Linked DNA regions of Mus musculus: region 1 is linked to region 2. The links are chromatin loops, found by intact Hi-C in ENCODE. Cell type or tissue: left cerebral cortex. All regions are shown on one strand.

Region 1 (2,500 bases), 95 kb after region 2:
AGATATGGGCACTATCATAGAGTAATTACTATTTAAATTCATGTTTCTGAAGATGATTGGTTGCTGATTCGGCTGACAAAATGATTAACTGACAAAATGCTAAGTCATGTTTACTCTTTCACAGCACGGATATAATATAGTAGAGTACTGATAAAATAAATTAAGAAAATTTGAATAACTCTTAAAATATTAATTCTGGGGTTGAAGAGATGGCTCAGTGGTTAAGAAAGCTCGCGACTCTTCCAGAGGACGGGAGTTCAATCCCCAGAACCCACTTTTGGGTAGCTCACAACCACTTTCAACTGCAGTTCCAGGGAATCTGGCTCTGTCTATATGGCTTCCACGTGCACCTGCACTCACATGTGCACATACACAGACACACAAATACAGATAAAGCATTAAAAAGTAATAAGTAAACTAATTCTAATTCCTTGAGCATTTTAAAATGTTCTAATGTGATTTTTTTTCAAGGGAATTAAAATGAACATAGAAGTCACTACCTCCCTCCTCCCAACCAAGTTAAAAATCCTCCAGAAAGCTGCTCTTATGCAGTAGTCTGGCCTCTTGTGTTTCTGAATAATAAATAACACTGTAAAAGCTAGCCTCTCGCCACATCTCTATGGCGTTGTGATTTTTTTTTTTTTTGGTGAGACATTTCTAGATTATTGGAGAGTGAACAGTTTCCATTTAACTGCAAACTGCTCCTCAGGAAGATCTTCCAAGCCTGTCGTGGAGATACACCCCTGTGATCGCAGCACTTGGGAAACTGAGACACCAGGATTATGAGTTTAAGGCCAACCTGAGCTTTACAGCAAGACTCTGTCTCAAAACCAAACAAAGAAAAACTGGGAAAGTCTTACCCGTGTCCATTCTACCAGAAGGGAACCAGCATTTGATCCAGGCCAACTTAGTAAGCACCTAACTGTATGGGTGTGTTCTTGATGCAAGCTTTATAATTAATAATGTTAGGATCCTTTGAGTCTTCGTGTATGAATTTTTTATCACATTCTATTGTTCTATTCCTCCATTTTACACATATAAACATTTATAAAGAAACTCAATTTAAACCGAATGTGGTAGTTGGCTCTCATTTCTAATCCCAGCATTCAAGAGATCAAGAGACAGAGGCAGGAGGATTGCTAGTTGGGCTATACAGTGAGGCCCTTTCTCAAAAAAAGAAAAACATAAAAACAAAAGTAAAATCTCATTGTGACTGAAGATAGTATTATCACCACTCTGAGGCTGCAAGTATAATGGTAAGATGAAGTTGTCCTTTCTAGAAGGAACTCGAAATCACAAATGCATGGGTGTTCAAAGTTCTTAGCAAATGATTTGTATTCACATCTACCCAAATTCAAGTAGCACCCACAGCACTCACAGATCCGGTCCCTTTCCTTTGAGGATGGAGTAACCAGTCCAAACTCTCAGTCCTCAGAGGAAGGTGGACATTTGCCAGCCCTGTGTGCTTCTTAGACATTTGGAGAACATTGCCCCCTGCAGTCCACACAACCACCAGCCACTGAGTGAGAAAGATAGATCTGGGCCAAGTATGGCTTCAAATCAACAACCTGAGTGGCATCATCACAGGGGCTTCCGTTCCTCTTCTGGTTAGTAAAACAAAATTTCAGTGTCTTAAACAGAAGGTGACATGCCATGGGTAGTGGCACATGCTTGTGAGCCCAGCACTCAGGAATCTGTGGCTGGGGGCTTGTCACAAATTTGAGGCCAGCCTAGGCTACATAGTGAGTTAAAAGCTAGCCTGGGATACATGAGAAGCAGGAGAAGCAGGAGGAACAGGAACTGGAGGGAAAGGAGGAGGAGGAAGAGGAGGAAGAGGAGGAGGAAGAGGAAGAAGAGAAGAAGGAGGAGGAGGAGAAAGAGAAGGAGGAAAAGGAGGAGGAAGAAGAGGAGGAGGAGGAAGAAGAGGAGGAGGAAGAAGAAGAAGAGAAGGAGGAGGAGGGAGAGGAGGAGGAAGAGGAGGAGGAGGAGAAAGAAAGAATGACCGTTTCCATCACAATCATGAATAAAATTCTTCCTTTAGCAATAATGGATTAATGGCATCCTGAGCTGCCTTCCCACCTGGAGACTCCCTCCTCACTAATCCCTCCTTACATCTCTGCAGGGTTTGCCATGGCCTCTCTTGTTAGAATATTTTAGATTCTTATTCTGCCTTCTTTATTTATTCAATAAAGATTTTACTCAGACCTTGGTAACCTCATACAGTGTTTTTAGATCATATCCAGCCCGCCTCCTTCCTTCTCCAACCCCTCCCTGACTTCCCTCACAATCCCCCTCCAAACTTCTTGTTTTTTTCTCCCCACTGAGTCTAATTACTGCTGCCTGTACTGCAAGAGTATTGGGCATTATCCACTGGAGAACGGACACAACCTACCATGAGCCACGCCACCTCCCTCTGACTATCCCCTGCCAATAGCTCCTCGTGAGATCCTTCCTCCTCCGTCTACTGAGTGGCTTGGTCTTGTGCATGTCTTAAGCAGGC
Region 2 (2,500 bases):
AATATGTCAGGAAGGATTACATAGTACACCAAGAAGTCACTGTATTATATGTGCCTAATGAAATTCTGAGTCCTCTTATTTTCCCTCCTCTGCTTATATGTGTGCCAAATTGTTTTCTCATAAACATAAATTCTGCTTTTAGTTGATGAGAAAGTAAAAGTAGTAAACAAGTTTTTCAAAAAAAATAAATAAAATAAGTTGTTTCTTAAAATATTGAAAAAATATTTCCTAGGAATTCTTCTGTGTAACACCCTGAAAGGGCTCAGCCTCCATGCAAATAAGCTGCTACCTAGATGGACTTATCAGTCCCAGAGGAGATGATAAAACACCTGGAATCAGAAATAAGAATGGAAACATGGCATTCTGACAGCAGGGTGGCAATTTCACTAAAGGAACCCAGGAATATGAATGCCCAAGACATGGTGTCTGCTGAGAATTTTGCAGCCCAGAGTACTTGGGGCATCTCAGCTAGGAATTCTAGAAAACTCAATGTGGAAAAGTCTGTAGAATAAAAGATAGCAGATGCGTGGGGGCATCCATGTACAGGAACACACACACAAGCCTCCCAGACTGTCACGGATTATTAGAAACCCCAGCCTACTTATTTGCCACACATTATCCTGGGCACATTATTCCTCTCTATTTTTGTTTCTGCCTCAGCAACATTGTGATATTATTGCATGCAATAAGTCATTGTAAATATTTATGGATTTCTAGGAAGATATCGATACTTGATTATTGGTAACTGAGGACTGTAATATACAACTAGAGCTCCAGATACTTAACATAACTACTTATGAACATGAGCTCTGGGATAACCTAGGCAACATAGACCTCACCAAAATCCAAAGAAACAAAATGTAGTAGTTATATAGCATTCCTGTTGGACCACTCACTGAGACAGATCCAACACTAAGAATAAGTGCATTGGTTAAGAATAAGCTTGTGTAAGTCTTTGGTAGACTTAGACCAGAGTTCCCTCTCTTTCATAGTCTTTCAGCAGTTTCATCCATGTATACCGAACCTACGTACCTGCCAAACATTTTTTAAGTGTATTATTTCCTGTATAAGAACTGAACTGTTTAAAACCCATAACTATTAAACTTTTGATTAGTTACCGCCCTGTCCTTTAGGCATATCTAGCTGATAAGAACAAATACCAGGAAATATGTTGTATTTTGTGAAAGGGCCACAACCACGTGTATTGCCTGTATCTCTGTGTTTGCCGAAAACCATTCTATGAGGAATGCAAGTGGGCAAATAATTTGATTCACGGGAGTTTCCATGTATCTCCCCATTAAGCACATAAAAGACTCTGAAGAGCTATTTGTAAGCATAGAAAATGGGTTTCGATAATTCAAGTAAATGTTAGGATGCAGAAGAAAGGGGAGTGGCCCACTCAGTCCAACCTGATAACTAGTGAGTTCTCCCTCCCTCCCTCCTGGAGAGTTCAGTGCTGAAGCCACTAGGTGGAGCTAATCAAGGCAGGTTCCCATCTGCCTTTCCATCTGAGCATTCTACTGTGTCCCTGCATGAATTCTGTGCCCCTGATAAAACACTTGCTCACACCCTCTCTCTGTGTCTCTATTTACCCCAGGACTCTTCCCATTGCATGAACTGAACTCTGAACTCTGCTCTATTGTGTCTAACCAATGTAGTCATTCTTCAATGCATCTGCAACGCACACACACACACACACACACACACACACCACATTTTACTCTTACCTTTCTTGGAACTTATTTGGCTCTCTCTTCCAACACAGCACTTAGCTGCAGGGAATATGCCCTGTCCCCAGATAGCAAGAAATCGTCTGAAGAGAAGAGGTATGTGTGCTGACCTTGGTTTTCCCTGCAGGGCGCGACCTAGAATTTAATCAGTATCTCTCCGTGATTTCTTGGAGGAAAAATATGAAAGATTATTTTATTTGGGTAATAAAAAGGAAATAAGTAGAGCTTGGAATTAATAAATTCACTTACCAATTCAACATCTGCCAAGCTCTTGCGATGCGTCAGGTTTTGCGAAAAGAAAGCATGGGGGGGGGGGGCGGACTAGAAGTGGAGACAGAGGGAGACAGTGTGGAAGAAGCCACATAAATGTGTAGAGTTCAGCAGGGCTGGAAGGGGAGGTGGAGAAGAGCAAGTTTTCAAGTCAGAGATGGGCAGTCTGTATAAGCATTTGTCATCTGCAATCCATCTCACTTAATGGCTTACAAGCTGCAATTATGTATTATTTAATATGTCCCTTCCTATACATTGTTTATGTCAACCATCACAATAATACTGTGTGACCTGAGTAAAGGAACAGGTTTGATGAGGTAAAGACCCTTAAGCCCAGCACACTGATTCACACCTGGAATTCCAGCACTCAGGAGACTAACATAGGAGAATTAGAGTGAACTCAAGGCCAGCCTGGACTATAGTAAGACCCTGTCTTGGAGGGGTGGGGAGATTATAAAATTTTCCAATGGTTTCTGTCAAGGTCACCATTTACATTAGTG

Evidence for each region. A loop is a pair of places that touch in the nucleus more often than their neighbours do. Peaks named below come from ENCODE experiments on the same cell type or tissue, not always from the same donor. Only the 100,000 strongest peaks of a DNase experiment are listed, where the experiment ranks them.
Region 1: it touches region 2 in a loop (9-fold over the local background); 5 of 42 quality-filtered maps call a loop at or near these places.

What each region holds. Positions count from the first base shown.
Region 1 is chr15:95,692,475-95,694,974 of GRCm38, forward strand. No RefSeq gene overlaps it. Among named protein-coding and RNA genes, the nearest start is that of Dbx2, 39 kb to the left of the region's middle. In left cerebral cortex, a CTCF peak has its summit at 1,500 (motif pointing left); a DNase peak (open chromatin) is centred at 1,461.
Region 2 is chr15:95,597,354-95,599,853 of GRCm38, forward strand. It overlaps Gm31551 (a long non-coding RNA gene), which reads right to left and starts at 2,021. Exons shown (of 3, transcript XR_384379.1): 1 at 1,980-2,021; 2 at 1,728-1,896. In left cerebral cortex, a CTCF peak has its summit at 1,454 (motif pointing right); a DNase peak (open chromatin) is centred at 1,464.